2 separate regions of the Homo sapiens genome follow, and region 1 is linked to region 2. A link is an interaction called in ENCODE POLR2A ChIA-PET data of the cell type or tissue named here. Cell type or tissue: Caco-2. All regions are shown on one strand. Each heading gives the region's core, and the rest is flanking DNA. Links, peaks and the distances in the headings are about the cores only.

Evidence for each region. ChIA-PET counts read pairs that join two places held together with the same protein. Peaks named below come from ENCODE experiments on the same cell type or tissue, not always from the same donor. Only the 100,000 strongest peaks of a DNase experiment are listed, where the experiment ranks them.
Region 1: POLR2A ChIA-PET joins it to region 2 with 12 read pairs; 4 of 35 experiments call an interaction of 5 or more read pairs at or near these places.

The regions. Positions count from the first base shown.
Region 1 is chr11:73,714,376-73,719,135 of GRCh38, reverse strand. RAB6A (RAB6A, member RAS oncogene family) reads left to right here. Exons shown (of 8, transcript NM_198896.2): 4 at 418-523; 5 at 2,774-2,885. Among named protein-coding and RNA genes, the nearest start is that of RAB6A, 44 kb to the left of the region's middle. In Caco-2, for the core only: no CTCF peak of the experiment used is centred there; no DNase peak of the experiment used is centred there.
Region 2 is chr11:73,963,169-73,967,928 of GRCh38, reverse strand. It overlaps DNAJB13 (DnaJ heat shock protein family (Hsp40) member B13), which reads right to left. Exons shown (of 8, transcript NM_153614.4): 4 at 2,894-3,051; 5 at 1,678-1,791. Among named protein-coding and RNA genes, the nearest start is that of DNAJB13, 15 kb to the right of the region's middle. RefSeq lists silencers at 3,161-3,250, 3,271-3,380. In Caco-2, for the core only: no CTCF peak of the experiment used is centred there; DNase peaks (open chromatin) are centred at 2,028 and 2,488; H3K27me3 peaks cover 295 bases.

The DNA.
Region 1 (4,760 bases), core at 1,097-3,596, 250 kb after region 2:
CTGTGAAATTTTTCCCAGTGGCATTTTCCAGTCATTTATGTTTGGAGTATGCAAATTTTTAATATTTCTCCCTTTTGAAAAAGGAGTTTTGTGTTATTTTCATTCCTCACTCCCTGCAACCTCTTGCATGAGTCTTCTTTCTACTTCCTTCCCACCCTCTCCCTTTTACAAAAAACATTGTTTCTTTTTTCTTTTTAGTATTAGTTTGGTTTTTTTTTTTTTATTTATTTTTTCCCATCTCACAGATCAGGCTTCAGCTGTGGGATACTGCGGGTCAGGAACGTTTCCGTAGCCTCATTCCCAGTTACATCCGTGATTCTGCTGCAGCTGTAGTAGTTTACGATATCACAAGTAGGTATATTGCAACGGGTTGACCTTTCTTATTTTTCTTGCTTGTTTGACTGATTTTGTTGTTAGGTACGATTGCAATTATGGGACACAGCAGGTCAAGAGCGGTTCAGGAGCTTGATTCCTAGCTACATTCGTGACTCCACTGTGGCAGTTGTTGTTTATGATATCACAAGTGAGTGGAGGGAATTATGCATTTCTAATCTTCTTTCAACCTTTAGCTTAGCTGCATGCATGTTCTTGTCTTGTGCTTGTTTTCCTTACTGGCATGTAAAAATAAGTTTTATCATAGTAAATTACATACCAGCCAGGTCAGAAATATTTGCTTTGGTGTTTATACCAATATGCTTTATATGTAACTGTGCCAGGTTTTTTGCCCCAGAAATTTTCTTTTGGGTCCAACTATGAATCCTCTTCAAGGGTTTCTTAGTATCCTGTTATTCGTAAACCATACCATAATTATAGTTGGAGGAATGTTTCCTTGATCTCAGATTTCTCTAAAATAAAATGATCTGCATTTAAGTCTCTTGCCAGGTTTTCCAAATCCTCCAAGCTTTCTATTGAGGCTATTACAAGCTTCTGCTAGCCAGCTTTTCTCTGCTTTCCCCTTCCAGCCATTCTCTCTCTGTAGAGGAAGACAGAGAAAACATAATGTACAGTTTTCTATTAATCTTTTTTATTTGAATCATATTTTGGTTCTGTGACTGATTTATTTACTTTGTTGCTAACAAATTACACTTTCATTTCTCTCCAAGAAAAAAATTTTAAATAGGAGGTGAAACAACTAGTAGTCTTTTTCTTTTTTCTAAAGATTGAATAATGCCTGTGGCCTTTTAAGTGATTGTAAATTTTCCATGAAGCATTGGTGACTGACAAGAAAATGCTTTCTGATTGAAATTGCCTTTGTAAATTGGTTTATGACATATATTAGGCAATATTAAACATTATTACATGTAGTGGTTCATAACTTATAGGAAAACCAGGGTCTTGAACTCCTGGGTTCAAGTGATCCTCCTGCCTCAGCCTTCTAAAGTGCTAGGTTTAGGCCGGGCACAGTGGCTCACGCCGGAAATCCCCATATTTTGGGTGGCCAAGGCAGGCGGATCACCTGAGGTCAGGAGTTTGAGACCAGCCTGACCAACGTGATGAAACTCCATCTCTACTAAAAATGCAAAATTAGCCAGGTGTGGTGGTGCATGCCTGTAATCCCAGCTACTTGAGAGACTGAGGCAGGAAAACCTCTTGAACCTGGGAGGCGGAGGTTGCAGTGAGCCAAGACCGTGCCATTGCACTCCAGCCTGGGCAACAAGAACAAAACTCTGTCTCAACTACAACAACAACAACAAAAACTAAAGTGCTAGGGTTACAGGCATGAACCATTGTGCCCAGCCCAGTATCTGGGGCTTTCTTTTTAAATTTTTAAAAAATGTGTACCACACTACACAGATGTAGTATCTTGGGCTAAAAAAAATCTTAAATAGACAAAGGAACTATTCATTTGGACTAGTAATACTGTTACTATGCATTCTTGCATATCTCCTCAATTAGGAATTGTTATCTAATAACGAATAATTGTGCTGGCAAAATTAGAAGATTGCATTCAAGGACTTTTTTTGAGATAGGTGCTATATGCAGTCTTTCTTCCTTTGCACCTTTACTTTGGGTTGCTGTTTGTTTAAAAAAAAGAGGTATGTTCATATTGTGCATTGACACGTTTTGTAGCTTTAAAATGTTTGTGCTTACTTTAACCACAGCAAGTGAAACCTGGTGTATTTTTTTTTAAATCCACAAATGTGATTCAAATATTAGTACGTTGTTTTCTTTAGCTGCTGTAAGAAGTGTTGAAGTACTCTACTTAGAATCCAACACTAGAAAAGATAAATTTTGTTACAAGTGTTTCTGATGCATTAAACAAATAAACTTTAGGTTAAAGTGATCACAAACTGAGGAAGCAGTGCAAACAGTGGTGTTGAAAGCTATTGAAAGGCTTTACAGATTTTCTGGATGTGTTGGGACTTACTGGCTGACATACTTTGGAAAATGCTTTCTTTGTCATGTTTGGTATGTGTAAGTGATCAAAAAAGCATTGTGGCAATGTGACACCATATTATCTGCCATAGCTGTCCTTATATTTCAAAAAGTTGTTTTTTTTTCAATTAAATACTACATTGTACTCATTTGATCATGTTCAAAAAATTTTTAAACTACTCTAAAAGGAACCTTGAAGATTTTATTCTTGTAATTTGTTTAAATTGCTGACAGTTGTAATCAGATAAAATGGAGTTATGTTGCAGGCACATTAAAAGTGGGGTACTAATGTGCCAGCCCCCTTCCAACTTCCAGGGCTTTTTTGGAGGGAGGTGCCCACCACCTGGGGAGGCATTTTTCAGCAACACTAATCTCTCTGTCTACCCTCCTATACTAGATGTTAACTCATTCCAGCAAACTACAAAGTGGATTGATGATGTCAGAACAGAAAGAGGAAGTGATGTTATCATCATGCTAGTAGGAAATAAAACAGATCTTGCTGACAAGAGGTATGGAGTTATTTTATATGTGTGTAATGTTTGATTTCTGTGATGCAGCCTTTTATTTTTGTTCACTGAGAAATTGTTTTGAAAGGAGACATGCTTAATCCTTAAGTTTACGTCCTCCCCTGCTTTTCTTTAGCATGGGAACCTCAAATATAAATGTAAATATTAAACAGCCAGTCCTTAAGGGAAATGAATTTTATTTTGTTTAAGCCCATGTGTAAATAACTCTTGTGCAAGTTTGTTTAGACATGAAGCCAGTAAATATTTTGCTTTTTTTAGATCTCATAAGTATGAAAAGTGTTTTGTTAAAGAGCAAGCCATTTTGGAAAAACCTTATCTTTAAAAATTGTTCATAATGATTAAATGCACACTCTTTTCTTAGTAGTCTTCTTATAAAACATTCATTATAATTCAGTGGTGTGGATTTTTGTTTTTTGGTTGTTGGTTTTTAATTGTGTGGCTGAGCCAGACTGTGTAGTTGCACTGAATAGCTTGATTGTGATACCTTAGTCAAATGAGCAAAGCGATATTCAAGTCACAGGATGCAAAATATATTAACATTCACTGTAGGACCCATGGCTTGAATATTTGCTTTCAGCATTCTTAAGCGATTTACTGCATATTCTTTCTGCTTTAAATAGTTTTGACCATACTACTTAATAGTAAGAGCTTTTACTATTTATTTGTTTATTCATGAGATGGATATTGAAATTCGGGTAATGAACTTGTGATATTAATTCAAGTGTTGCAAAGAAAGCCAGTGTTAAAAGACTTGTGGAGATATGAAGCCCATTTCTGCACATGGCACCTCAGTTAGAATTGGTAGTACAGGCCGGGTGCGGTGGCTCACAACTGTAATCCCAGCACTTTGGGAGGCCAAGGACGGTGGAACACGAGGTCAGGAGTTCAAGACCAGCCTGGCCAAGATGGTGAAATCCCGTCTCTACTAAAAATACAAAATTAGCTGGGCGCTGTGGCATGCACCTGTAATCCCAGCTACTCGGGAGGCTGAGGCAGGAGAACTGCTTGAACCAGGGGAGCGGAGGTTGCAGTGAGCTGAAATTGTGCCATTGCACTCCAGCCTGGGCAACAGAGTGAGACTCCGTCTCAAAAAAAAAAGAATTGGTAGTACAGTTGCAAAAAAGTCTTTCTTAATTTAAAAGTAAATTCAAAGTGATTGCATCTTTTCTTTATAAAAATATGTTTTGGACATGAACTGCTATGAAGGAAATTTTCACTATTTTATTTATCCTCACTCTAGAGACTTTGTAGGTACTTTTCTTTTTTTGGGATGGAGTCTCATTCCGTCGCCCAGGCTGGAATGCAGTGGTGTGATCTCAGCTCATTACAACCTCCACCACCTGGGTTCAAGCGATTCTTCTGCCTCAGCCTCCTGAGTAGCTGGGATTACAGGCGCCTGCCACCATGTCCTGCAAATTTTTGTATTTTTAGTAGAGACGGGGTTTCACCATGTTGGCCAGGCTGATCTTGAACTCCTGACCTCGTGATCCACCCGCCTCAGCCTCCCAAAGTGCCAGGCGTGAGCCACCGCGCCCTGCCAGTACCTTTATTTTATTTATTTATTTATTTTTGAGTTGGAGTCTCGCATTGTCACCTGGGTTGGAGTGCCATGGCGCGATCTCGGCTCACTGCAACCTCTGCCTCCCAGGCTCAAGCAATTCTCCTGCCTCAGCCTCCCGAGTAGCTGGGATTACTGATGCCTGCCACCATGCCCGGCTCATTTTTTTGTATTTTTAGTAGAGACGAGGTTTCACTATGTTGGCCAGGCTGGTCTCAAACTCCTGACCTTGTGATCCGCCTGCCTTGGCCTTCCAAAGTGCTGGGATTACAGGCGTGAGTCACCGCGCCCGGCCTCTT
Region 2 (4,760 bases), core at 901-3,400:
AGGAATCAGACTGGCCCCTAACACTGACAGTGAATCCTCAGCACGCTCAAGACATGATAAAGGGAGGCCCAGAGGCTGGGGCTCAGAGGAGGCTGCCCAGAGCGGGGAACACTGGAGCTGGGTTTTGAAGCGTGTTTATTCGAAGTAGATGTTTTATTTGTATTTTGTCTGTTTGTTTTGTTTTTAGACAGGATCTCGCTCTGTTGCCCAGGCTGAAGTGCAGTGGCATGATCATACTTCACTGCAGCCTTGACCTCCTCGGCTCAAAAGATCCTCCTGCCTCAGTCTCCTGAGTATCTGGGACCACAGGCACACACTACCATGCCCAGCTAAATTTTTTATTTTTAGTAGAGACAAGGTCTCGCTATGTTGCCCAGACTGGTCTCAAACTTCTGAGCTCAAGTGATTCTCCTGCCTTGGCCTCCCAAAGTGCTGAGGCTATAAGTGTGAGCCACCAGGCCAGACCGGAGGTAGATGTTTCATAGGTGAGAAAGGGGGCAAAAAGTGCAGGCAAAGGAATGTGTCTTCCCTGGCTCTGAATGCCTCTTCTCAGGACTTAAGGATTCAGCACGCCTTGGACAATAAATTTATGTTTTTATTTAAATAGTATTTAATTTAAAATTATTATTAATAGGCCAGGCACGGTGGCTCACACCTTTAATCCCAGGCACTTTGGGAGGCCGAGGCAGGCGTATCACCTGAGGTCAGGATTTCGAGGCCAGTCTGGCCAACACGGAGAAACCCTATCTCTATAAAAATACAAAAATTAGCTGGGTGGCTGGGCGCAGTGGCTCACGCCTGTAATCCCAGCACTTTGGGAGGCCGAGACAGGTGGATCACCTGAGGTCAGGAGTTCAAGACCAGCCTGGCCAACATGGTGAAACCCCGTCTCTACTAAAAATACAAAAATTAGTCGGGTGTGGTGGTGCATGCCTGCAATCCCAGCTACTGGGGAAGCTGAGGCAGCAGAATAACTTGAACCCGGGAGGCGGAGTTTGCAGTGAGCTGAGATCGCACCACTGCCTTCCAGCCTGGGTAACAGAGCGAGACTCTGTCTCAAAAAAAAAAAAAAAAAAAAAAAAATTAGCTGGGCGTGGTGGCACATGCCTGTAGTCCCAGCTACTCAGGAGGCTGGGGCAGGATAATTGCTTGAATCCAGGAGGTGGAGGCTGCAATGAGCTGAAATCATGCCACCTCACTCCAGCCTGGGCGACAGTGAGACTCCATCTCAAAATAAAAATAAATAAATAAATAAATACATAAATAAATAAAATTATTATGATTAAATGGTTTCTGAGTAGCTCCTGTAATTGGGCTTTATTCTGAGAAGCACTGAAGAAAATCAGGAAAACACTGGAGTTCAGACTGGGATCTCCTTTCAGCTCCCATGTTCTTGCCCTGGGCAAGTCCCTTTCTTCTCTGGGCCCCCATTTCCCACTCTGTAAAATGGGGACAGTCCCTGGGCTGCCTGTTCACAGAAGCACTGTAAGGCTAAGGCTCTGTTCCTTGGAAGGAACATTAGGGATCCCATCTCACCCACTCTGCAGACTGGGCTCTCTACAGACCAAGGCTCACAGGGGCAGGAAAAAGTATTGCCTCCTTTCCCTTCCTTTCCTCCTCAGTCTTCCCACCGCCTGAGCTCAGTGACTGACCTGAGTCAGCTTCTTCCCCCCTCACCTGGTCCCCTTCCTTCTCAAAGGTGATGCGTGTGCCCTGCCTCCAACCGGGCTTCACATCAATGGTCAGGATCTTGTCCTTGATGGTGGAGGAGTACCCATCCTCGTTCAGCACCTATAGCAACATATCAGGTGTGGGGAGGTCTGCTTAGGACTTCCATGAGTACAGTCGAGATTTGCTCAGATTTTCATGAACACTCAGGTGACCTTTGCACACGTGAAAGATGCTCTATGGGATTTGTACTTGGGCTCAATCCTCTAGCAATGGGAAGAGCCTCCAGCAATGGGGAGAGCCTGCCCTGAGCCACTCCCACTCCCATCCTGTTGCCATGACAACCAAGAACTTATGATTCCAGTATGGCAGAGGATGCCATGAGACTGGGGCTGGGGGCTGAGATGCCAAGCAGTCACCATTAGTTGATCAAACACACAGCTCCAGCCCTGGCCACTAACAGATACATGGTGAAAATGTACTCCATTCCTCTCTCCAAATCCCAGAGGCCCGGCCCTGAGCCTCCAGCAAGTCTCTTAATCCCAAAGAGAGAAATGAAAGTCAACATATCTAAGCCTCCCCCAGTGCATTCCCCACTGGGGATCCTTCCACTCCCCAGTCGCATGTCCAGATGGGTTCCATCTGTGGAAAGCATGGCCGCATCGGCATCTCCTCTGCTGGGCAAAGGTGGAGGGGGCTTGCTCTTATGCCTGGCACAGGGCTGGGCCATGGGACAGGGCCAAGCCAAGGACTAGACATGAGGCACTGAGGGTCTTCCTCAACCCGTCACCTTGGGGACTATCTCCCAGCCCACCCTCCATGCCCACTGTTCTTTCTTATGCACGAGGCATGCACCCTGATGAAATCCTGGGAATATGGTCTGGTAAAGCCCAGAAGGAAGAATTCAGAAGAGACTCCTCCCATTCAGAGCCTTTCCAGTTCCCACGGGGATGGGGCTGAACTGAAAGAAAGGAAGGGAAAGAGCCTGTCCCAGTTGGGAAGGCTGCAGAGGGCACTCCTGCACTAGGAAAGAACCGGGCTAATGTCTTCAACTGTCCCTTCCGAATTTCAGATTCCGGAATTCTAACATCCTAGGTCTCTGAATCTAAGGTTCCATAATTCCATCAGAGACCATCCCTGAGTCCTCCCACCCAGGTAAGGGAGGAGGCAGCTGCTAGGCTGCAGGAGATAGGTGGCTCCCGGGAGGAGCAAGCTGAGTACTCACCCTTCTGGAGATCTTAATTTTTTTGGTGCAGCCAAAGAATAAGTCCTCCAGGGACAGGTAGAGATCCCGTTCGACTTGGGGGTCCTGCTTCTTGACCCCTCGGCCCTGGAGCCCCCCAAAGTTCAAATCTACCTCACTTCCTTCTGCATCAAAAAACTCTGCAGGAGGTAGGGAGAGGAGTAAGAGAAATTGTATCCAGAGACCCAGACATGCGCGCGCGCGCACACACACACACACACACACACACACACACACACACACACACACACAGCCTCCCTATCCAGATATGCTCCCCAACCTCTTCAGTGTCCTGTGTAACACCCAGCATCCTATAACCACCTCTCAGACTGGCCAAGCCAAGGAGCTGTCTTCAACTGCAGATGCAGTGATTATCATCCTTTGCCATTTCCCACTGCTTCACCTCCCCTTGGGACATTCCCCCCCCACCCCGCCCAACGCTTCCCCGTCTCTCTTATTCACAACTCGGATACCGTAACTCTGGCTGTCTCAGGAAAGGGAGGCACTCCCTCTGGTGGCCGCGCTCAGGAGTGCCAGAAGAGACTGCTGGTAGTCCTCGGCAGGAAGGTGAGAGCCTGCCAGTCCTCTCTACTCTTCCCCAGACTCCATAACCCTTCGCTGTCCAGCCCAGCCCAAGATTGCTAAAGACCCCAGACTCAAGTTTCTATAAAGCTGTCAGCTGAGATGGGGGAGGGAAAGGGTTGGTCCCTAACAATTTGAGAGGCCACCGGCATTCCCCAAACTCCTCTTTCCTCAATTTCTTTTGCCCCTGCCCAGCTCTGCACCCATAACCCCTCTTGCTGCCCCCATCCTTCCTCCCAGTGCAAAGACAGCCCCATCCTGGCTCTGCCCCTGATGTGCTGTGTGATCCGTGGGCTTCAGTGTCTTGGTCTGTGGGATGGGGTAATAATGCCTGACCTGCCTTCCACCATTAAGATGAAGAGCTAAAACTTGCTGAGAGCTTACTATGCGTCAGGTGCTATTTTTGGAACCTTACATTATTATTTCATTGGTCCAGGGAGCCCAAACAAAACGCTTAAGGTCCCGTAGCTAGTAAGCAGTAGAGTTGGGATCTGAACCACAGGACAATATGACTACGGAACCTGTGTCCTTAACCACTGTGCCACGCCGCATCGCTAGATGTGGAAGCCCCTCATAAGCTGTAAACTCGAGGGGCGCTATGGTTAAGAGTTTTCATATTCTGCCTCTCATGGTTAATGCCATGGAATGAACTTCACAGGCTAGAATGGTGAAATGACCTTAGGCAGGGATGGTGAGGTGACTACACTATGTCCCTCTAAGATGCGATGGGCAATCAAGAGGCCTGAATCTTCTGGTCCTCCTGTTGCATTGCTGAATTCACTTGTTCACCCAGACCTACAGTGTACCAGGCAGTAAACACCCCAATAGCCAGTCCACAGGAAGCCCAGCCCCTCAACCCTGCAGGGAGATGGGACTCAGGAACCCTTGGGGTGGAGCACTATGGCAGTATAGCTTCTGGGCACTGCCTGAGGAAGCCCAGACCCTGAGCCTGACCTTTCCCAATGAGCGATGCCCTGTAGACTCACTTGGCTCCTTTGAACTGAGACAGGTAGGGAGGCAAGGTCCACTGTATGGCATTTTTGGACTGCAAAGCCCCTTTCATTTTTTTTCTTTTTTCTTTTTTTTTTTTGAGACAGAGTCTCAATCTTGTTGCCCAGGCTGGAGTGCAATGGCGCAATCTCGGCTCACCACAACCTCCACCTCCTCGGTTCAAGCGATTCTCCTACCTCAGCCTCCTAAGTGGCTGGGATTGCAGGCATGCACCACTGTGCCTGGCTTTGTTTTTTTGTTTTTGTTTGTTTGTTTG